Linked DNA regions of Homo sapiens: region 2 is linked to region 1. A link is an interaction called in ENCODE POLR2A ChIA-PET data of the cell type or tissue named here. Cell type or tissue: Panc1. All regions are shown on one strand. Each heading gives the region's core, and the rest is flanking DNA. Links, peaks and the distances in the headings are about the cores only. Region 1 has its middle 5.4 kb from the start of PYCARD-AS1. Region 2 holds the start of ITGAD (integrin subunit alpha D).

Region 1 (8,244 bases), core at 206-2,705:
GGTCTGGAACTTCGGACCTCAAGTGGTCCACCCGCCTCCACCTCCCAAAGTGCTGGGGTGCTGGAATTACAGGCGTGAGCCAATGCACCCGGCCACTTTTTTCTTTTTTTTTTTTTGAGACGGAGGCTCACTCTGTCACCCAGGCTGGAGTGCAGTAGCATGATCTCAGCTCACCGCAACCTCTGCCTCCCAGGTTCAAGCAATTCTTGTGGCTCAGCCAGTCAAGTAACTGGAATTACAGGTGCTTGCCACCCCACCCGGTTAATTTTCGCATTTTTAGTAGAAACGGGATTTTGCCACGTTGCCCAGGCTGGTCTCAAACACCTGACCTCCAGTGATCCATCCACCTCAGCCGCCCAAAGTGCTGGGATTACAGGTGTGAGCCACCGGGCCCACCTTCTTGATGCAATTTTTGCCTACAAAGGGAAATATGAGTATCTCTCTCCAGGAAACTTGAGGTCTTTCCAGAGGCTGTTTGGGAAAGCAGGAATCTAGGGCTACTTCCTAAGTACACTTTACAAGCAATCCTTTCTGGCCTTGAAGAGGGAGGATTTGCAAAGCAATGGGCAGATACCAAGGAGACCCTGAATCCTATCCTTAGGAATCACCAAACAACCACTTTCCAACCTCACTGCCCCACCAGGCTTATCTCTAATTACATCTTATCTGCAACACACCTCCTACCTTGTCCTCCCTGCCTCTAGCTCCAAGAGCCTGAGAAATCCAAACTGATCATGGGAACAGACTCTCACTTTTTTTGAGACGGGATCTCATCTGTTGCTCTGGCTGGTGTGCAGTGGTGTGATCATGGTTCACTGCAGCCTCAAACCCCTGGGCTCAAGCAATCCTCCAGCCTCAGCCTCCTGAATAGCCGGGACTACAGGTGCATACCACCATGCCCAGCTGACTGTCATTTTTAACAGGACACCTAAACTCTCCTCCTAACCTGGCACTTAACCCCATGCAACCTCTCCTCTCCTCACATACCCACGATCCCACCACTATCTGCTCATACCAGGTGCCCTTGCACATGCTGACCCCTTTATCTCTGGACACCTTGACATCTTCTACCTGCCCCAGACTGCCCATACGCATGCGTTCCTCTGGGTTTCAGAGGCTCTTCCCAGTGTCTCTGTGGCAATGCAAACCATGTGCTGGTCTACCTTCACAGAAGACTCCACCACTCCCCTGCTTAAATGGACGCTTAAATGGAGACATCTTTTCAACCTCTGTACAAGTGCCTTGCATGTAGAAAGTAATATATGGCAGTTACTGTGTATCTCTAGTATCTAACAGGATTTTTTTTAAACTTCACAGGAACCTAATCATTCTCCTGACATGGGGCCATAGGTAACACATCCTTGCATGACAGACATCCTTAGAGTCACTACAAAAACCAGTGCAGGCCTGAGGGAAGGAAGTGGTTCCAAGAAAGTTTCCCTAAGATAAAACATTTCTTGGGGCTTCCTTTTTCCTTTGGGCTGTGGGAGAAAGAGTCCTACCAGAAGTCTCCTCAGATTTTAGGCATAGCATAGTGGTTAAGGACAGAAGTTCTATAGCTAAAGAATAGAGGTTCAAGTCCCTGCCCCACCTCTCACTAGCTGTGTCAGCATCCCCTCTAAAGTGGGAGTGACAGGAATCAGCTCATCCCCTAACAGCAACTGGCTCATGGCAAGTACACCTCAGAGTTAGCAATCACCTCCACTAAGACGATTCTGCTCCTAGCCCCTCAATGGCTTAGAACTGTATCTGGGAACCTGTGCTATCCCAAGAACAATCTAGAGTGCCCCTCTGGCAGCACCCCCAAACTCGTTCTGTCACTCCCAGTCCTAGTCGTGGCTCCATGGGTGTGGAAATCCCAGCCCCAGTCTGGATGGCCCCAGACAACTCCAGCATCTTGGGACACATCCCAGATAAGCTGAACGGCAGCCACTGCAAGCGGCAACATTCCTGCCAAGCCCCAGAACTGGATTTCAGAGACATTCAACAAAGTGAAGGAACAACTCAAAATCACCTTCCCCTAACACCTGAAGGGCTTTCCCATGCTTCTCTGAGGCCCTGCAGGAACCAAATCCCATCCCTGTGCTGAGAACTCCCTCCATGATGGTCCAGATCTCCCCACACCAGCAAAAATCCCACAAAGAGGACAGCATCCTCTTTTTTGCTCAAACCTCCCATTTAAGCTTCACAAGACTTAAAAAAAAAAAAACAGAACAGAAGCCAGTGTTGACTGGGCCTCTGCTAATTACAAAAACCCACACGCAGGGCCCTGTCTTCCTTTTCCTTAGCTCCTAGCCAGCATTTTATATAGAAATATAATCCTAGCACTTAGGGACGCCGAGCAGAGAGGATTGCTTGAGCTCAAGAGTTTAAGACCAGCCTGAACAACACAGTGAGACCTCATCTCCACAAAATAATTTTTAAAATTAGCTGGACATGGTGGTTCATGCCTGTAGTCCGAGCCACCGTGGCTGAGGTGGGAGAATTACTTGAGCCCAGGAATTGGAGGTTGCAGTGAGCTGTGATCATGCTACTGCACTCCAGCTTGGGCCACAGAGCAAGACCCTGTCTCAAAAAAATAAAACAGGGGGGTGAGAGAGGGAGAAAGATGAAAGTTTTGTACAAAGTTCCCCTTCAGAAATAATTTGACTCTGCCAAACTCTAGAACGTTACTCTGAGAGGTGTTGAACCAACAGCATCATTATCACCAGAAAGCCTGTCAGAAATGCTTTGCGGGGAGGGCAGGGGGACAGTCTTGTTCTGTTTCCCAGGCCTGCGGGCTGGAGTGCAGTGGTGGGAACACAGCTCACTGCAGCCTCAACCTCTCCAGCTGGGACCACAGGTACATGCCACCACACTTTTTTTTTTTTGAGATGGAGTCTCATTCTGTCACCCAGGCTTGAGTGCAGTTGCATGATCTCAGCTCACTGCAACCTCCACCTCCCAGGTTCAAGCAATTCTCCTGCCTCAGCCTCCCAAGTAGCTGGGATTACAGGTGCATGCCACCACACCTGCCTAAATTTTGTACTTTTAGTAGAGGTGGGCTTTCACCATGTTGGCCAAGCTGCCCACCTTGGCCTCCCGAAGTGCTGGGATTACAGGTGTGAGCCACCGCGCCCAATTTTTTAAAATTCTGGTAGACAAAATGTTGCTGTTACCCAGGTTAGTCTCAACTCCTGGGCTCAAGTGATCCTCCCACCTCGGCCTCCCAAAGTGCTGGGATTACAGGAATGAGCCACCGCACCTGGCCTGAAATGCGTATCTTGAGCCCCACCTGGACCTACTGAGCTAGAATCCATATGTTGACAAATTATAAAGTTCAATTTATAAATTAAGCACAGGAGATTATTATACTGTACTGAAACTGTGTAAGATGAAACCATAGGTAAGGGAGGATTCCTCTGTATATATATATATTTTTTTTAATCTGTGTGTGTGTGTGTATATATATAGGTATAGATAGATAGATAGATAGATTATCCCCCTCAAGTTATAGAGGATGTGGTTCTAGCCATCTCAGACTGACAGGTTTGCGCACCCCTGCCCACAAGAGTAGGGATTTGCCTTGTTTCCTCCTCAAGGGCACAATAAACAGGATGGGTCAACTTTCCCTCAAACTCTGGAAAATCAAAACCAAAAAACAAGCACAACAAGCCTAGGTCTCCTTTTATTTATTTACTTATTTTTTTGAGAGTCTCGCACTGTCGCCCAGGCCAGGGGGCAATGGCACGATCTTGGGTCACTGCAACCTCCACCTCCCGGTTTCAAGCGATTCTCCTGCCTCAGCCTCTCGAGTAGCTGGAATTACAGGTGCCTGCCACCAGGCCTGGCTAATTTTTTGTATTTTTAGTAGAGACAGGGTTCACTATGTTGGCCAGGCTGGTCTCAAACTCCTGACCTCGTGATCTGCCTACTTCAGCCTCCCAAAGTGTTGGGATTACAGGCACAAGCCATCGCACCCAGCTGCCAGGTCCCCATTCTTAAGAACACTGCACTCAGTAGTGACAAAGAATCGGTGTGATTGTGCAACACCCCTCGGCGTGATGAGCACAGGCAGGATGTCACCTGGGAAACTCGGTTCCTGCCCACTTCATCCGGCCCTCGACTGCCCTTGCTTGGACCCTGCTTGCTCAAACACTTTGTCGTTGGCTCCAGAGTCCAGCATCAGCACTCTCACAGGGACAGCACATCCACCATCTTCAGCCCAACCATCCAAGCTTTCCTCTGCCTCTTGCCGCTAACATGGGTGGCCCTCAATTGTTTTCCAGGTAAGAGTCTCTACTGCCCCAATATTTAGGGCTAAAGCCACAATCCAAGGAGCTGACAGCATTAACCACCAACAGAAAGCAGTATTTCTTCCAGCTCCAAACTCCTGCTCATAAACTACATTCTCCAAGTCTGTTCCTGCCTCAAAGATACTGGGAATTTTAGACTCAATGGTCTCCAAAATTTCTTAGAATACCTTGAGATTGAGGATCTAATACTTCGTTTTTTGAGACAGAGTCTCACTTCATTGCCCAGGCTAGAGTGCAGCGGCGCGATCTCGGCTCACCGCAACCTCCGCCTCCTGGGTTCAAGCGATTCTCCTGCCTCAACCTCCCGAGCAGCTGGGACTGCAGGCACCTGCCACCACGCCCAGCTAATTTTTGTATTTTTAGTAGAGTCGGAGTTTCACCATGTTAGCCAGGCTGGTCTCAAACTCCTGGCCTCAGGTGAGGATCCAATATTTCTACAACAAAAAATCCTGGTCAGATGTGCTGGCACAACCCACTTGACAATACTTTCTCAGCTTGTATATGCCAGCGCCACTGAAGATTGTATTTGCATAAGAAGGTGAACACAATTGTAGAAATATTCTTCTAAGTCAAATTATTTCAAAATAGCCAGGTGCAGTAGCACACCTGTAGTCCCAGTCATTCAGGAGCCCGAGGCGGAAGGATCGCTGGGGCCCACTGAGACCAGCCTGGCCAACATGGAGAAACCCCATCTCTACTAAAAATACAAGAGTTAGCTGGGCATGGTGGTGCACACCTGTAATCCCAGCTACCTGGGAGGCTAAGGCAGGAGAATCACTTGAATCTGGAAGGCAGAGGTTGCAGTGAGCCAAGATCCTACCACTGCACTCCAGCCTGGGTGGCAGGGCAAGACTCTGTCTCCAAAAAAGAAAAAAGAAATCTGTACGTCAGAGATGTCTGCACTCCCACCCAATGCAGCGTTATTCACACTAGCCAAGATATGCAAGCAACCCAAGTGCCCAATTAACGGATGGATTTTTAAATGTGGTATGTAGACACAACAGAATGCTATTCAGCTTTTTAAAAGGAAACCGTTATTTGTAACATGGGTGAATCGATAAATCTAGAAGACATTATGCTAAAATAAGCCACAGAAAGACTGCATGAACTTATACACGGAATCTAGAAAGTCAAACTCGGAAACTGAAAGTAGAATGGGGGTTACCAGAGGCTTGGAGGTATGGGTAAGCAGGGAGACAAAGGGTACAACACTTCAGATGCAAGAAATGAGTTCTGGTAAGCCACTGCACAGCATGGTGACTACAGTTCATAAAAACGTGAGACACAGTGGCATGCATCCATAGTCCCAGCTGAGAGGCTAAGGGCAAGAAGATCACTTAAGCCCAGGAGTTCAAGTCCAGCCTGAGCAACATAGGGAGACCCGTTTCAACCCATTTACGCCTAGTGCTCCATTACAGGTGTGACCCACCACACTCGGCCAGAACACACTATTCTTACTGAATGACTGAAGTCAATCATTTTTTGTTTTTATTTTTGGTCTGATTATTCACAAAACATTTGCAACCTCCAGCATAAAAGGGCTGAAATAACATAAATTTCAAAATTTTCTAAGAGTGGCTTTGTATGTTCTCATTCATGCTAATGATATGAAGTGATGGATATATTAGCCTGATTTGATTCCACAATGTGTACATGTACAGAAATAGGACATTGTACCCCATAAATATATACAAGTTAATTAAAAATAAAATTTTCATAGCCGGACACAGTATCTCACACCTTAATCCCAGCACTCTGGGAGGCCAAAGTGGGACAATCACTTGAGCCCAGAGCAGTTTTGAGACCAGACCAGCCTGAGCAACATGGCAAGACCCCATCTCCACAAAAAATACAAAAAAAAATTAGCCAGTCATGGTGGCAGGTGCCTGTAGTCCCGTCCCAGCTACTCCAGAGGCTGAGGTGGGCAGATAGCTTGCGGGTGGGAGGCAGAGGTTGCAGTTGGTCGAGATCACACCACTGCAATCCAGCCTGGGTGAGAGTGAGACCGTCTCAAAAAAAAAAAAAAAATTTAAAAAGGATGAGACTGGAAGGAAGACATGCCTAAAGGTAGATCAGTGAGTCAAGTCTCACATGGGCTGGACCCTAGACCTTAATTCCTGGTCAATCTACCCACCACTGACATAACTGCAGCCCTACATCCAAGTACTGAAACCCAGGAAGGCCCGGCACAAGATGGGGAAAAAAGCTGAAAGGGCTAACTGAAGGCTACATCAAGGAAGGGACAAACAGACCTACAGCACAGCTCTCCCCACCCTCCTCACTTCCTACTTAGCCTGTCCCAATTCCAACTCACAAAAATGGGACACCTAATGCTTCAAGACAGATTTCAATCATTCAGTAAGAATAGAGTATTCTGGCCAAACGCAGTGGGTCACACCTGTGATCCCAGCACTTTGGGAGGCTGAGGCAGGCAGGTCACTTGAGGCCAGTTCAAGACCAGCCTGGGCAACCCAGTGAAACCCTGTTTCTTAAAAAAAAAAAAGTAATTAAAAAAAAAATTACCCAGGTGTGGTAGCGAGGAAGCACCTGTAGTCCCAGCTACTTGGGAGGCTGAGGTGGGAGGTTGGCTTGAGAGGCACCAATGTTCTCTCTGCTGCTAGGTGTCTCTATCCATTCTCCTGGAAGATCCCCCCAAACTGGACCTACCCACTAAACAGTCACCTGGGACCCTATTTCCTTTTAAGGTCAAGGCCAATCACATATGCCATTTGAAGGACACAGGAACTTGACACTAATGGTCCCAGTAATCATATCTTACAAGGAGCTTCGACCTCCTCCACTCCTAACAGGAGGGCATCAGGGGACCACAACCAAAGCAAGATTAGAATCCTGCTAGGCAAAGCACCAACAGTGAACTACTCAAATATCGTATCAGGCCATTTCAACTAAACATTTAACAAAGAAACCAGCAGTGGCAGGGACGGAGAGAACTGCCACATCCTCTACATGTACTAAGTCAAAGCAATGCCTGGGAAGGCCCACTTGACGATCCTTTGTTTTTAATACGCCAGACCACTCTCCGCCTACTGTTGCTTAGAGAGCACCCCAATGCTGGCAGGGGAAGTAAACCTGCTATTCCTCTTAAAAGTCATGGTTTATTGGGAGGCTGAGGTGTGCACATCACCTGAGGTCGGGAGTTCGAGACCAGCCTGACCAACATGGAGAAACCCCGTCTCTACTAAAAATACAAATAAATTAGCTGGGCATGGTGGCGCATGCCTGTAATCCCAGCTATCGCTTGAACCCAGGAGGCGGCAGTTGCGGTAAGCCGAAAAACGTGCCATTGCACTCCAGCCTGGGCAACAAGAGCAAAACTCCATCTCAAAAAATAAAGTCATAGTTTCTGTGCCTCAAATCACCCAAGATTCAAGGATGCAGCAACTCTTCAGTAGAGAACATACTTGTGGAACACTTGAAAATTTGAGAGGATGGCCAGATGCAGCGGCTCATGCCTGTAATTCCAGCACTTTGGGAGGCCAAGGCAGGTGGATCACCTGAGGTCAGGAGTTAAGAGACCAGCCTGGCCAACACAGTGAAACCACACCTCCACTAAAAATGCAAAAACTAGGTGGGCATGGTGGCCCACGCCTGTAGTCTCAGCTACTCAGAAGCTGGGATTCTCCTGAGGCAGGAGAATCGCTTAAACTCAGGAGGCAGAGGCTACAGTGAGCCGAGATCACGCCACTGCACTCCAGCCTGGATGACAGAGCAAGACTCTGTCTCTAAAAATAAAAAATAAAAATTTGAGAGGAAAGCACTTCCCAATTAGGGGTCCCCAGCACATTTGTAAGCTATGCTTGTGATGGCAGCTGTCTTACAAACCAAGTTCGAAAACCCTGTAAATAAAACCTTTCTGCTCTTGGGTTAATGTTACGCTCTGTGTAACTAAAATAAAAAGCATGCTAAATAACTGGTTGGCAGGTACGTG
Region 2 (16,624 bases), core at 12,325-14,824, 190 kb before region 1:
CAGGCAAGGATGGCTCAAGCTCTGGGCTCTGCCTCTTGCTATCGATGGAACTCATCTATCTGAACCTTGGTTTTCATATCTGTAAAATGAGAATGGGCCTGCCCGCCACCCAGGATGTTGTGAGGATGCAATAAGGTGATTCATACCAGGTATTCAGCACTGCTTGGCACACAGGTGATCCTCAGTGGACCCTGGTCCCTTCTACTTGGACCCACACCCCCCTTGCCTGCACCAGTTTTGTGCTCCAGTCCCATTTGCATCAGGCATCCCACCTCATGAGTTCCACGGATGGCTGTGAGAAGACATTTACCCCTTGTTTTTAAGTGCCACCTCCCTAACCTGGCTTCACAGACATCTCAGGCTGGGCACGGTCCCCCCAAGAACCCTGGATGTCCCTTCCCCCTTCCCTTGGTCCCCTCCATAGACTCCACCCTCACCATTTGCTCTGGTAATGTTTCTGCTGCTGCTCCACCTTTGTCTAAAGGCCCAGCATGCCTGTCATCATGGCCTCTCTGGTCTGAAGCCCCACCCTCGGTCAGCACCCTGAGCGGCCCCTGGCATTCCCTCTCACACGGCAGATGAGACAGTTTGCCTGTATCTTCCTCCCAGTCCCAGCATGCAGTCCCCAGCTGGAAGATGGGTCAGAGGGGCTATCACATACTATGTGCCAGGCAGGGTTCCAAGTGCTTTATGCACCTCAATCCCTTTCACCTTCATAACCCCCTGATTATTGAGCTCTATTTTACCAATGAGGAAACTGAATGGCTTTGAGGGAATGAAGCTTCAAGGGAATGAAGCCTGGTGCCCATGGAAAACAAACTTGGGAACCACCATGATGCAGACCAACCCTCAGAGAGATGTCATGGTGGTGTCCCCAGGCCCTGTTCTCTGTGGAAGACATGGGCACTGACAAAATTGCACATCGCATTTTCCGCAGCCCTGTCATTTGCTCCTCTTCGAGAGGAAAGTTAGTTTGGGGAATCCTGGAAGCTCAGCAGTGAACCATCCAGAAGAAACACCTCCCTCATGGATTTATCTTCCTCACCACGTTCTTTACCACACTAAGGTCCTTCCTCTGAAACTCAAGAAGTGGCCATGCACCTGTTGGCAACTGGAAGATGCTGTGCCCTCTACAGCCCGCACAGTGGGGCTCCTCTCTGCCTCCATCAGAACTTTCATCCCTCAGGCCAGGCACAAGGACTCATGCCTGTCATCCCAACACTTTGAGAGGCTGTGGCAGAGGATTACTTGAGCCCAGGAGTTCAAGACCAGGCTGGGTAACATAGCAAGACCCCCATCTCTACAAAAACATTTTTTTTAATTAGCCAGGTGTGATGCATGTACCTGCAGTCCCAACTACTCAGTAGGCTAAGGGAGGAGGATCACTTGAGCCCAGGAGTTCGAGGCTGCAGTGAGCTATGATTGCACCACTGCACTCCAGCCTGGGCGACAGAGCAAGACTCTGTCTCAAAAAAATTAGCAGGGTGTGGTGGTGCATGCAGCCTGACAGAAACTCTGTTTTTTGTTTTTTTTTTTTTTTTGAGATGGAGTTTTGCTCTTGTCACCCAGGCTGGAGTGCAATGGCACAATCTCAGCTCACTGCAACCTCCGCCTCCTGGGTTCAAGCGATTCTTCTGTCTCTGCCTCCCGAGTGGCTGGGATTACAGGCGCACACCACCACATCCTGCTATTTTGTTTTGTTTTGTTTTGTATTTTTAGTAGAGGGGTTTCACCACATTGGCCAGGCTGGTCTCGAACTCCTGACCTCAGGTGATCCGCCCACCTCAGCCTCCTAAAATGCTGGAATTACAGGCCTGAGCCACTGTGCCTGGCAGGGACCCTGTCTTAAAAAGAAAAAAATATAAAGAAAAACCCTGCAAAGAACTTCTACCCTGGAGCAGCAGGGCTCCTGCCTGAGCCACCCTCTTCTCCTGGCTTCTCTCCTAGCCACACTCGGCCCTCCAGGGAGGGCACAGGGGCCCAGACACAGGCCTCACGCCTGCTCACCCTCAGTGCCAGCATGTGCTCCACAGGGAACCATGGCCTGCCAGGGACCTACCTGGCGTGGCGTCGGGGACTGTCTGGATGATCTCCCAGCGCGAGCCCAGCAGGAGGCAGGAACCCTTTGAGTATGAGTTCTCCCCACAGACTCTGTGCAGGGTCGGGCCACAGGCCTGGAGGCAGAAGCCTGTGAGCCAGGAGTCCCTAGCAGCCCCTCCTCCTTCACTCCCAGCCCCAGCCTCCTCCCCAACAACACCCCCCGCCCCACCCCACCCCCCCGTGGCCCAAGACACTCACTCACCAGGAGCCGGGAGCCGTTGGTGGAGGCTGCCAGGGTCAGGCCCAAGGACATGTTCACGGCCTCAGGGCGGACTGCAAGGGCAGACACGCGGGGTCTCACTCACAGCACACACTCATTTGCGGGGAAGGTCTGGACTGGAAGCTAAGCGGGGGCACAGTTGGGTCCAGGAGGGTTGAGGGGCCCAATTCCCAGGTGGTCACTCACTGTGCAGCGGGATGGGCTGGCACATGCCGGTGGCAGCTGCGCAGTCATACAGCCGTCCCGTCTGGTTGGCCGCCACCACCTCCAGGGGTGCTCCCACCACGAGTCTGGAGACACAACCATGGCCATGTCACTGCAGCCACAGGAGGGGTGGGAGCAGCGGGCACTTGGGGGTGAGGAAGTGTCCCTCCATGGGGAAGCGAGACTCTGTGGGGGAAATTCCTGGCATTTGCCACTTGGCAGAATATTCAGAAATCAGGGCCCAAGTGTAACTCACAGATGCCCAGGGGCCATGCTGGGGTTTATTTGGTTTTGAGTGTGCATAAGTACGTATGTGTGTATTTATGTTTAGAAATTTCTTTTTAACATTCACCAAAAAAAAAAAAAAAAAAAAAAAAAAAAACCTATTTAAAGACCAAAATGGCATTTCCCAATCATGGGTAAGCACATTGCGTTTCTGAGTTGCCATTATTTTGAACCACCCAAGAAATAAGATCATCTCAAGTTAATTGGAACAATTTCCTGAAGACATGTGCTTTCAAAACAAATAGTTGATTCTGTAATTCATTGGACCAATTTAAATATTGTATAAGCAATTTCAATTGGCCAATGTAAAGCAGTGTACTAGGATCCATAACTATATCTATAGTTATGTAGAGTCAAGGGTTTATTTGCAAAACTCCCTGAGTGGGAAAGTTTTTTAATTTTGGAAATGTTTTCTCACTACCCACAATCTCCTGTCTGTGAGAAAAGCAGACAGATACTGGTGTATTTTAATGCGCCAAGCAAGGCTTCATTAAATGGCCATGTGAGGGTTCCTTCTAGGTGCCGCTCCTTTACAGAAAGCTACAATCCCTGTGCATCATGATTCAGGGGATGCCTAAGGCTTTGTGAAGAAAATCTGAGCATTGGCTAGAGAGGTAGCAGTTTGGAACCTGCTGATACAAACGATGAGCAAAACTTTAGTGTAACCCATCAACCCATATGTTTTTTGAGACAGAGTTTCACTCTGTCACCCAGGTTGGAGTGCAATGGCGTGATCTCAGCTCACTGCAACCTCCACCTCCCAGGTTCAAGCAAATCTCCTATTTCAGTCACCCAGCTAGCTGGGATTACAGGCACCTGCCATCACGCCAGGCTAATTTTTGTATTTTTTAGTAGAGACAGGGTTTCACCATATTGGTCAGGCTGGTCTTGAACTCTTGACCTTAGGTGATCCACCCGCCTCAGCCTCCCAAAGTTCTAGGATTATAGGCATGAGCCACTGCACTCAGCCAATGTATTCTTTTTTTAAAATGTGGCCCAAAAAACTGATGGTGACAGAAGTCTGACCAGGGGTTCTCTGGGGATGTTGGGTGATGAGAAGGGGTCCACGGCAGCCCTGTGCCTGTGGGATTTGACACTGGAGCAGCTGACCTAGGTGGGGCTCACCCAGGCACGCACATGTGTATCCTTTATCAGATTGGGTCTTTCAGATTTGTGCACCTCAGTTGACCACATTTCCAAATAAAGAAAAACAAAAGCCTGGTGCCTGGTGCTTGCTTCCATCCCCCCAGACTGCCAGTCACATGAGGAAGGGAGAGGGGTGCGCGGTTGGAGCTCGGTGACCTCTTATAGCTCCTCGTGACCAACTGAGCCTTCCTGTCCACTGGGGCTCACTGCCAGCACCACTTCCTCCATGGAACCCTCCTGGGTCTGCTCTCTCCCTGCCTGCGCCCCCCAGACCTTGGTGACACCTGTGTCACATTGTGACTTGAACTCTCTGGGACAGGAGAATGTGAGCTCCTGGAAGTGGGGGCAGGTTCATAATTTGTGGGTCCCAATTTGAAATAAAACTGTGGGGTCTCTTGGGGTTGGGGGGCTCTTACCTTTCTTCTGCTCTCTTCCTCAACCTGTCCTGACGTTTTTTATTTGCTATGTAGTGTCCCACTCCCTCGGGGTACTCCCAGAGTGAGCGCCCCTAACTGACTTTACCCAGCTCATGCCAGGGGCGGAAGGTAGCAGCGGTCATTGCTCCCACATGGGTGGGGGAGCCAGCAGCTGATACCCCTTCACCACCCTTCAGGAGGCGGTGGGAGGTGGGGCTGCTGCTGAGCTAAGGCTCCAAACCCCCAGTGCATCTCCCTTCTCCCATGACTTTTTTTTTTTGACGGAGTCTCACTCTGTCACCTAGGCTGGAGTAAAGTGGCACGATCTCGGCTCACTGCAACCTCCACCTCCCAGGTTCAAGCGATTCTCCTGCCTCAGCCTCCCAAGTAGCTGGGATTACAGATGCCTGCCACCATGCCCGGCTAATTTTTTTTGCATTTTTAGTAGAGATGGGGTTTTGCTGTGTTGGCCAAACTGGTCTCAAACTCCTGGCCTCAGATGATCTGCCCGCCTCAGCCTCCCAAAGCGTTGGGATTATAGGCGTGAGCCATGGTGCCCAGCCCTGCCATCATTCTTTACTTGCAAAACACAAATGCACAGATAAAATTTTTAAGAATTGGCAAGACAGGGTGGCTCACACCTGTAATCCCAGCACTTTGGGAGGCCAAGGCAGGAGGATTGCTTGAGCCCAGGAGTTCAGCCAGTCTGGACAACATAGCAAGACTCCATCTCTGTAAAAAGTAAAACAAAACAAAACAAAAAACAGGCATGATGGCATGCACCTGTGGTCCCAGCTATTCAGGAGGCTGAGGTGAGAGGATCACTTGTGCCCGAGAGTTTGAGGCTGCAGTAAGCTGTGATTGCACCACTGCACTCCAGCCTGGGTAACAGAGCTGGAGTAAAAATAAAAATAAAAATAATCAGGAATTTCAAGAGGTCAAGGGCAGAACATTAAACTCCAAAGTTAATGAGTGTGGGCCCTGTGTGACCATACTGGCCCCAAGAAGTGGGCCCTGCCTGGGAGGCAGGTTCAAGGCTTCCCTCCCGAGGTAAGGTAGGGTCTTGTCTAGAGTTTTGTGGCCTTTCCTGGGATTGAGAATAATAGGTGCTGATGTCAGGGCCTCCAAGGAGCCAAGGGAAGACTTCTCACCCCTGCTGGCCTTCCTCCAGGACACCTCCCTGGGGTAACCCACGTGTACCCATCCACAGGACTTGATGTAGTGGAGGTTGGGGAAGGAGGGTGAGTGGGGCCTACCGAGATCCACCGAACTGCACCACGCTCTGCCCAAAGCCGCCTGCATCCTCCTGGAAGATCGTAGGCTCCTCCACATCCAGGTTGAATCCATGATAAGAAGCCAGGACTGAGGAATATTTGGTGGGCGGGGAGGCTGGGAGTTAAAGAAGCCCCAATCCCTAGGACCTCCCAGCCTCTTTTTCTTTTTTTTCTTTTTTTTTTTTTTTTTTTTGAGATGGAGTCTCGCTCTGTTGCTGAGGCTGGAGTGCAACGGCACGATCTCAGCTCACTGCAACTTCCGTCTCCTGGGTTCAAGCGATTCTCTTGCCTCAGCTTCCCAAGTAGCTGGGATTACAAGTGCACGCCACCATGCCCGGCTAATTTTTATATTTTTGGTAAAGATGGGGTTTCACCATGTTGGCCAGGCTGGTCACAAACTCCTGACCTCAGGGGATACGCCCATCTCGGCCTCCCAAAGTGCTGGGATTATAAGCATGAGCCACCGCACCCAGCCAAGCCTGATTTTTGATGGCACGTGAATGTGACTCTGATGCAGTTTTCAGCAGGGGGCCTCTTCCCTACGTGCAGTCAGGACTTGGGGGAAACAGGCCCAGGGAGGTGATGTCCAACCTTTCCCCCTCCCTGGTGGCTTCTGTGGCCTTCCACTCCCGGGGGAGGCTGGGGAGACCTCTGTCACCCACACCAGGGACTCCATGAGTGGGAGCAGGGAAGCCTGGGACAACATAGCCAGCTGGAGAGGTAGCTTAGTCGCCACCTGAGCACAGCCCCTGAGCCCCTCTTCATTCAGGTCACACTCTACTGACTCCGGGCCACTCGCACATGAAGCACTCCCCTGCCTCAGCTCCTCATAAGAGTGGTTGGAGCCGACCACCAGCCCCCAGCCTGCCCTCCCAGATGGAGTCCCCTCAGAACTCCTCCAAGCTTCTCCCCAGCACCCTGGCCCCACTTACCACTCAGAAGAAGCACAGTGCCGAAGGTCATCCCTGAGCAGCGCGTTGAGGGGAAGTGGAAGGTTGGGGACAGAGCACAGAAGGTGCTCACCCTCCCAGGGGGTAGTTAAAATAATGATTCAGGGCCTCCACACAGCAGGAAGAGGGGCACAGTGGGTAGGAGGGGCGTGGTTAATTATGGAACAGAAGTGGGGGCAGGGGCCAACAACACCCTGGGGAAAAACCCTCATTCTGTCCCCCTCCACAACCTGCAGGGACCTGGCTTCCTTCTCCCAGAAGACCACCCTCCCCCAGGCCTCAGGAGCCAGTTGGTACCCAGGGAGCCCCGTAGCTCTCTGAGGTCCCACAGGAGTGGAAGGACAGGAAGCAGAATGGCTGCAGAGGTCTTGGCATGTGGATGTGAGCCGGCAGAGAGGCAGGGAGAAGGGGAGCTAGGCCAGGGTGTGGTTTCAAAAAGCAGAGCCCCTCCAGAGGAGAATGGACACCCAAAATAATAAAGTCATGCCATGGGCTACTACTCAGCAAGAAATAAGATCAAACTACAGATCAGATGCCATGGCTCATGCCTGTGGTCCCAGAGCTTGGCAGGTGGATTGCTTGAGGCCAACAGTTCGAGACCAGCCTAGGCAACATAGCCAGACCCTGTCTTTACAATAAATAACAAAGAACAAACTGCAGTTCTGTACAACAATACAGGTTAACTCAATTTTATCTTAAGTGAAAGAAACCAGACACCAGAATGCCTAATGTCTGGTTCCTTTCATATACAAGAGAATGGGCAAAATTCATCTACGAAGATAGAAATCAGAAGAGTGGTTGTCTATGGTGGGGCAGAGAGGAAACTTTTTTTTTTTTTGACAAGTTTTGCTATGTCGCCCATGCTGGAATGCAGTGGCATGATCAGGGCTCACTGCAGCCTCAAATTCCCAGACTCAAGCAATTCTCCCACCTCAGCCTCCCAGTCACTGGGATTACTGATGCACACCACCATGCCCAGCTAATTTTTTTGTTTTTTGTAGAGACGAGATCGCACTATGTTGCCCATGCTGGTCTCGAGCTCCTGGACTCAAGCAATCCTCCCACCTCCTCCTCCCAAAGTACTGGGATTACAGGCGTGAGCCACCACATCCAGCCAGGAACCTTTAGCATGTGTTAAATTTAGCATTTAACACAATATTTTAATATTTATTACATGGGGTTGGGGAGAAGATAAATGAGTGGTTGTTATTTATTTTCTGTGATTTTTCTGTATGTTTGAAATATTCCATGATTAAACATAAAAGTTCCTTTAAAATGTGAAAAAGAAAAAGGTCTATATATAAAAGGCTAGGAATAGGCCAGGCGCAGTGGCTCACACCTATAATCCCAGCACTTTGAGAGGCTGAGGTGGATGGATCACCTGAGGTCAGGAGTTTGAGACCAGCTCTGGCCAATATGGTGAAACCCCGTCTCTACTAAAAATACAAAAATTAGCTGGGCATGGTGGTGCGCACCTGTAATCCCAGCTACTCAGGAGGCTGAGGCAGGAGAATCGCTTGAACCCAGGAGGTAGAGTTTGCAGTGAGTCAAGATTGCGCCACTGCACTCCAGCCTGGGCGACAGAGCAAGACTGTCTCAATAAATAAAAAATAAAAAATAAATAAAAAGCTTAGGAATATACTTTGAAGGTTAAAATATAACAAGATCCCTACCTATAACATAAATTATTTTGTATATATATGTGACAATTATTTAAAACATTTGGCTGGGCACAGTGGCTTATGTCTGTAATTCCAGCACTTTGGGAGGCTGAGGCAGGTGTATAGCTTGAGGTCAGGAGTTCGGGACCAGCCTGGCCAACATGGTGAAACCCCATCTCTACTAAAAATACAAAGATTAGCCAGGCATGGTGGTGCACGCCTGTAATCCCAGCTACTCAGGAAGCTGAGGCAGGAGAATCGCTTAAACCCAGGAGGCAGAGGTTGCAGTGAGTCAAGATCACACCACTGCATTCCAGCGTGGGCAACAGAGCAAGACTCTGTCTCAAAAACAAAACAAAATGAAACAAACAAAACATTTAAAATGTAATTAAACATCAAGTGCAAATAATATGAAATAGTTTTCTATACAAAAATTTTACATCAATTTACTTGAGAGCTGACATTTAATGGACAGAAGAAATTAATTGTGATGCATTAACGATGCCCTTGCAGGAAACCGAGCCGAGGGCTGTGATTGCTAACTTCGAGGCTGACTTATCTACTGCCTTACAAAGACTGCCCAGGCAAAGTGGAGCGGCAGCCTTCTCCCTCTTGTGCTGAAAGGTTTGTGGCTGGCCGCACCCTGTCATCAGTTCTGTGGATCTGTGAACTTCTCCCTGTATTTGGAACCACAAAATAATTTGTTGGTGATTCTTCATAATTCAGAAATTTAAAGAGCTCTTCATTTTCTCCATCTTCACCACACCTCATCTTTTACACATTTCTATATCCCCTTTAATTTTGGACTTCCTTCTGTAAGTAGTGCTTGAAACTCACGATTTGCTGATATCAGCAACTATAAAATTCTCCAACTTTCCCTAACTCGTATTATCGCTTGTCTCAGCAAAATTTTTTGTTTTCCACTCATGTTTGGAGAGCAATGATAAGGGCAAAATGCAGTAAGGTAGTCAAATGCTCACAATCACTGCACGCTGCCAGGAAATCATCTTTCTCCCAGGCCTGGAGCTGGAGCTGCCAAGGCTCAGAGTCCACAGCAGCTGAAGGTGATGCCCCCAAATTCAGGGCATCCTCTGGGGACTTGATGGCGGCTCCACCCTTAAAGGAACCACCAGCTCTCAGTAAATTTTTAATTAATTAATCAATTAATTTTTATTTTGAGATGGAGTCCTGCTCTGTCGCCCAGGCTGGAGTGCAGTGGTGCAATCTCAGCTCATTGCAACCTCTGCCTCCCAGGTTCAAGTGATTCTCCTGTCTGAGCCTCCCGAGTAGCTGGGATTACAGGCACACACCACCACACCTGACTAATTTTTGTATTTTTAGTAGAGACGGGGTTTTGCCATATTGGCCAGGCTGGTCTCGAACTCCTGACCATAGGTGATCCACCTGCCTTGACTTCCCAAAGTACTGGATTACAGCAGTGAGCCACCGTGCCCGTCTTCTCTCAGTAAGTTTTAAAAAGTTACACTTAGATAAATAAGAAAACAAGAATTTAATAATTGTTTTCAAATCAATGTGAAGGAGAATATTTTTGCAGCCTTTCTCCAGAATGAGCTGTGTCTGCCTGGAGAGCATAACTCCAGGTCCCCATGCCTTAGAGGCCACAGCCAGGATTTGGTTTTGTTTCTCCTGGTCTTCCCCTCCTCCCAGGAAATTTGGCTTTATTCTTCACATGCATTCATAATTCTCTCTCTCCAAATCACTTTTTCCCCCGCATGAGAAAAATACATCCATAGTAATGTGTTCAAATTGCTGGCTTCCAATTCTCCCCTTTTCCATTTGGGGTATGGATTAGATGCCCTGGAATATTTGCATTGAATTTTACCTATTCATCTACTTTGATCATCATAATGATCGCTGAGGGAAGCCAGGCTGTCAATAGACACATCTAAAATACAAAGTTGATGAGAAGGATAGAGTTTGCAAATGAAAGTAATTAAATGCATTAGTCAAAAGCAGAGAGAAAGAAAACCTAGCCAATAGTTCATCAGATAGAAAAGGTTTTTCTTAATAGAAGGATATCATGAAACTGACAGTTAAAGTAGAATTAATTTTTGTTGTTGTTGTTGTTAAGAGACAGAGTCTGGCACTGTTGCCCAAGCTAGAGGGCAGTGGCGTGACCATAGCTCACTGCAGCCTCGGACTCCTGGGCTCAAGTGATCCTCCCACCTCTGGTTTTTTTGTTGTTGTTGTTTGTTTGTTTGTTTGTTTTCTACAGATGGAGTCTCACTATGTTGCCCAGGTTGATCTCGAACTCTTGGGTTCAAGCAATCCTCTGGCCTCCTAAAGCACTGGAATTACAGGTATGAACCACCGCACCTGGAGCCACTGCACCTGGCCTCGAAATTAATTTTGTTTTTTTTGAGACGGAGTCTCACTCTGTCGCCCAGGCTAGAGTGCAGTGGTGCGACTCACTGCAACCTCGGCCTCCCGAGTTCAAGCAATTCTCCCACCTCAGCCTCCTGAGTAGCTGGGATTACAGGTGCACGCCACCATGTCCAGCTAATTTTTTTGTATTATTAGTCGATACAGGCTGGCCTCCAACTCCTGACGTCAGTCGATTCACCCTCCTCAGCCTCCCAAAGTGCTGGGATTACAGGCATGAGCCACCACACCCAGCCCAAAATTAATTTTTATATCATCAGGGATAATACCTTTGTCCAGAGGGCACAAATACAGATGTTGACTTCAAATTCTTGGTCCTGTCACACAATATACTACCCTGAAGATTTTCAGTAGATCCTTTTACTTATCTGTTCACACTTGTTTTGTGCATTTCTTCATCATGCTGAATTCCTGACAGCTTTGTATAAACCACGTAGTATGGAGACAGGTTTTCCCCTCTGAGCTGATAAAGTTTATAAAATATTCTGGACACACATTCACTCAGACTAGAAACGAAATCATGACTAACTTGGATTCTGCATGTATGCCTCTCTTAAGAATCAGTTTGGCCACTTTGCCCCACTCACCCATGGGTGGGCTAACAGGCACAGATGAACAGGGGCCAGCAGAAAACACCCATGACCAGCAGGCACTTTGCATCCAATCTAGTTAATGTATTTCTTTTTTTCACTCAGTTCTCCTAAAACCACCAGCCCAGGCTCCTTGCTAGAAAAATTGCCAGGTCATGAGAGTTAAATCATAAAAAGTTGGATGCTCAACTTTTCTAGCTTTATAGATGTGTTTTTTGCAGACATGCGACATTAAAGACAATTTAGCTAGGCCAGGCATGGTGGCTAATGCCTGTAATCCCAGCACTTTGGGAGGCGGAAGCAGGAGGATCACTTTAGGGCAGGAGTTCAAGACCAGCCTGGGCAACACAGTGAGACACCATCTCTAAAATTTTTTTTTTTTTTGAGACAGAGTCTCACTCTGTCACTCAGGCTGGAGTGCAGTGGTGCAATCTCGGCTCACTGCAGCCTCTGCCACCCAGGTTCCAGCAATTCTCCTGCCTGTAGCTGGAACTACAGGCACATGCCACCACACCCAGCTAATTTTTGTATTTTTAGTACAGGCGGGATTTCACCATGTTGGCAAGGCTGGTCTCAAACTCCTGACCTCAGGGGATCCACCTGCCTCAGCTTCCCAAAGTGCTAGGATTACAAGCACGAGCCACCATGCCTGGCAACGTTTTTAAAACATTAGCCAGGCATGATGGCACACACCTTTAGTCCCAGAAGCTCGGAAGGCTGAAGCAAGAGGATCGCTTGAGCCCAGAAGACCAAGGCTGCAGTGAGCTCTGATTGTGCCACTGCACTCCAGCCTGGGCAACAGAGCAAGATTCTGTCTCAAAAAAAAAAAAAAATTACCATATGATTCAGCAATTCCACTTCTGGGTGTATACCCAAGAGAATTGAAAGCATGGTCTTGAAGAGATATTTGTGCGCCCATATTCATCATTCATGAGAGGCAAAAAAAGCAACCCAAATGCCCATTGATGGGCAAATGGATAAACAAAACGTGGTATATACACACAATGGAATATTATTCAGCCTTCAAAAGGAGAGGAATTCTGACACATGCTACCACATGGGTGAACCTTGAGGACATTATGCTAAGCAAAATATGCCAGTCGCAAAAAGACAAATGCTGTATGAGTCTATTTCTATGACATGCCAAAGCAGTCAAATTCATAGAGACAGAAAGAATTGTGGTTGCCAGGAGTTAGGGAAAGGGGAGAATTGGGAGTTGTTTAATGGGTATAGGGTTTCAGTTTTACAAGATAGAAAGAGCTCTTGAGATTGGCTATACTTAAAAATGGTTAAGATGGTAAATTTTATGTTATGTATATTTTATCACAATTAATTTTTTTAAGTTCCAAGTAACTATCTTTCTCTTTGACATTAATGTGAAAAGCAATCTCCTACTTGCCTATTCCTCCATACAACACTGAAAAGATGAATAGGCAATGGCCATGATTTGATCATGTTCACCATTTTCCCTCCTTTCTTAAGCACTGAGTCAAGGGTGAGAGGCATCCCGTGAACTACCGTGTGCTCTGTGAATACTGCCCTGCAAGCATCAGCCTCTTTAGCCTGAGTGCACCATAAGTAGTTAGCCCATTCTACTGATGCAGGGCAGGCAAGCTCCAAAATTGGGGCTTAGCCCGGGAGGGTTCTTAACTTTGCTCAGGAAAGAACTGAAGAGCGAGCCTGTGGTGGAAGAAAGCAGGTTTATTGAAGCAGCAGTGGCAGCAAGGTAGCTGTTCCTTGCAGAGCAGGACAACCCATAGGCAGTGAGCCCACAGTAGCAGCCAGTGGGCTGCTGGCTAACTGTACTTATACCGACTTTTAATTACATGCAAATTAAGGGGTGGGTTATTCAGAACTATCTGGAAAAGGTGTGGGGAGTTTCCAGAACCATATGAGGTAACTTGCTGACCGTTGCTATGGTGTGTTTCCATGGCATTTGTAAACTGTCATGGCACCGGTGGGAGTGTCTTTATGCTAATAAGTGGCGAGGGTAATGAGAGTTTGCTTTCCTGGCCATCTGCTGGTTTGGGCTGTTTTTTTAGTGCATCCCATCTTGACCAGATCATGCTCTGATTAGCTGGGTTGTGACCAGAAAACAGGTCCTGCTGATCTCCTACCTCACTATCTCTCCCACCACTCATAGGATTAACATTAATTACAAATGAACAACAAAACCTCCTTTTCTGTCACTAGAGGTTTCAGCAGCTGAAAAGCTCCCACATACATGTGTTGCACAAAGATGAAAGCTGATTCAGACTTTGTATGGCAGTGACTTATTCCAAGTATGAGGTGACATGCTTGCTCTCCCACACAAGCGTTAGTCACTGCTATTCTGCTGTATACCTCTGACATACACAATGTCCAAGCTGTTCCTTCACAAAGGAATCTTGCTCACAGCATAGTCTTCAAGCATAGTATTTGCCAGACACTGTAGGTAGCCTATCCAACAGCCACCAGCGCTGCCACCTTCCTGGCTGGTGGAGCTACCCTCCTTTTTTTTTCTCTTTTTTTTTTTTTTTTTGTTGAGACAGAGTTCTACTCTGTCCCCCAGGCTGGAGTGCAGTGGCATGACCTCAGCTCACTGTAACTTCCACCTCTCAGGTTCAAGCGATTCTCCTGCCTCAGCCTCCCAAGTAGCTGGGATTACAGGCACCTGCCACCATGCCCAGCTAATTTTTGTATTTTCGGTAGAGACAGAGTTTTGCCATGTTGGTCAGGCTGGTCTCAATCTCCTGACCTCAGGTGACCTACCCACCTCTGCCTCCCAAAGTGCTGAGATTATAGGCATGAGTCACTGCACCTGGCTGGAGCTACCTCTTTTTATTAAGCCTGTGAAAAGCACATGCTCACCTTCTCAGCACTGCATGCAACCAAGGGGATGGAATTTGACCCAATCCTAGTCAGTGGGAAAGAACTAAACCGCCCCCGCAAGGACGATCAATTGGAAGATCAGAAAGAATCTGTCAATGCTGAGACTCTGCATTAAACACTAACCTGCACCTGAACCTCTTGCAGAGTAAAGGTCTTCTGTCTGCTCTTACATGCTTTTGTTTTTTTCTATTATTTGCAGCCAAAAGCAACCTTTCAATACAGGTATGAACTCTACTGCCATTTCTACAAGCTTCTTGGAAATTATGTGACTTGTACCTACTTTTGCTACTTTAAAAAGCACCTTTGATTTATGTCACTGTGGTTTTGCTGTCTCCTCTGTATTCGGTGACAACACTAATCACTTTTGAATAGGAAAGCTACATGTAGCAGTTGTTCTAAGAAATCTCTATTGCTTTACCTGAGGCAGGCAGATCATGAGGTCAGGGGTTCGAGACCAGCCTGACCAACATGGTGAAACCCCCGTCTATACTAAAAATACAAAAATTAGCTGGGCGTGGTGGTGCGCGCCTGTAATCCCAGCTACTCAAGAGGCTGAGGCAGGAGAATCACTTGAACCCAGGAGGCAAAGGTTGCAGTGAGCCAAGATGATGCCACTGCACTCCAGCCTGGGCGACAGAGCAAGACTCCATCTCAATAAATAAATAAATAAGAAAATAACACAAAAGCTTTCAGAGGTTCATGCGACTGTTTGATAAAGTTTCAGAATGGGCAGCACACTAGGGACAAATACATGTCAGAACCAATACAACCTACCTGTCAGGGAGTATAATACCTTCTAGATATTTTCGGGTTTTGGCTCACAATCACTTATTCCGGTATGCATGTCTATACTATACGTGCACTGGGCTCAATATTTAAAAGTCAATATTGACTTTGATGACATTATTGTAAATTGTAGCAATTAGATTAGTTTTTAATCACAACTTCCATGCTTTTGAGCCATTGATCCATTTTGTGATTCGGGGATCTAATGCAACACAATAGCCAACCCTGAAAATGCAAATGTAATAAATGTACACAATAACACACAAAGGAAGAATATCAGAAAATAACACCTTGTCGGCCAAGTACAGTGGCTCATACCTCTAATCCCAGCACTTTCGGAGGCCGAGGAGGGCGGATCATGAGGTCAGGAGTTCGAGACCAGCCTAGTCAACATGGTGAAACCCCATCTATACTAAAAATACAAAAATTAGCTGGAAATGGTGGTGCCTGCCTGTAATCCCAGCTACTCCAGAGGCTGAGGCAGGAGAATCGCTTGAACTTGAACCTGGGAGGCGGAGGTTGCAGTGAGCCAAGATCATGCCACTGCACTCCAGCCTGGGTGACAGAGCGAGACTCTGTCTCAAAAATAAATAAATAAAAATGGGCATGGTGGTACGCCCCTGTACTCCCAGCTACTTGGGAGGCTGAGGCAGAGGCATCACTTGAACCCAGGAGACAGAGGTTGCGTTGAGCCGAGATCGTGCCACTACACTCCAGCCCGGGAGACAAAGTGAGACTATCTCAAAAAATAATAATAATAAAATAAAATAGAAAATAACAACTTGTTGCCTGAATTTAGACAAGAACCCACTGTAGTCCCTGGAGTCCGTGTGCCACACAATTATTAAGGCCACAACACTATTTCTGTGCAAATCACTAGTTTCAAATGTTTGAGATGTATGGGTTTCTTGCTCTTTTTCTCTAAAACCTTCCACTTAGAAGACCATCATTGACCACCAGTGGTTCGTGGAACACATTTTGAGAAACACCACTCTAGGGTCAATTTTTTTTTTTTTTTCTGAGACATGATCTTTCTCTGTTGCCCAGGCTGGAGTGTGGTGGTCCAAATCACAGCTCACTGTATCCTCAACCTCCCAGGCTCAAGTGATCCTCCTGCTTCAGCCTACCAAGTAGCTGGGACTACAAGCACATGCCACCATGCCTGGGTAATTTTTAAATTTTTTTGTAGACACAAGGTTTCAATATATTACCCAGGGTGGTCTCAAATTTCTGAGCACAAACAATCCTCCTGCCTCGGCCTCCCAAAGTGCTGGGATTACAGGCATGAGCCACTGTGCCCAGCCATTAGGGCTGAATTCTTACAAAGCCTTATCTTCTGATTCCCTTTCTGAGGAAACTGCATAATAATTAGTCATCCTGGGGACTCAAAAGCTTCAAAATCCACAGGGATTTTGGAGCCTCTGCTGATGTATAGGACAGACATTTTTGGCTGGAGGTAAAGGGCCACTTTCCATCTTCCCTTCAAATCACTCAACTGCCTCCCTTCTGTTTTTCTAATTGAAACATCCACACGGCCCGGGTCCCTTGCTGGTGATAGCTGCAGTGGCGTCACTCCGAGGTCAGGAATGGCTTGTCCTGTGAGGCCCCCAGCTCAGTGCCAAGCACCATGATGAACTTTATGCCAGGATGGTGGCATAATAGCAAGAATGACCTTATTGTGGGCAGCAGCTCTCAATGTGGGACCCCAACATGTTCTT

Evidence for each region. ChIA-PET counts read pairs that join two places held together with the same protein. Peaks named below come from ENCODE experiments on the same cell type or tissue, not always from the same donor. Only the 100,000 strongest peaks of a DNase experiment are listed, where the experiment ranks them.
Region 2: POLR2A ChIA-PET joins it to region 1 with 10 read pairs; 12 of 35 experiments call an interaction of 5 or more read pairs at or near these places.

What each region holds. Positions count from the first base shown.
Region 1 is chr16:31,192,374-31,200,617 of GRCh38, reverse strand. It overlaps a transcript of FUS not described here. Among named protein-coding and RNA genes, the nearest start is that of PYCARD-AS1, 5.4 kb to the left of the region's middle. In Panc1, for the core only: no CTCF peak of the experiment used is centred there; no DNase peak of the experiment used is centred there.
Region 2 is chr16:31,383,345-31,399,968 of GRCh38, reverse strand. ITGAD (integrin subunit alpha D) reads right to left here and starts at 6,634. Exons shown (of 30, transcript NM_005353.3): 1 at 6,578-6,634; 2 at 5,628-5,733; 3 at 2,507-2,610; 4 at 2,303-2,373; 5 at 2,060-2,174. The coding sequence starts at 6,608. In Panc1, for the core only: no CTCF peak of the experiment used is centred there; a DNase peak (open chromatin) is centred at 13,548.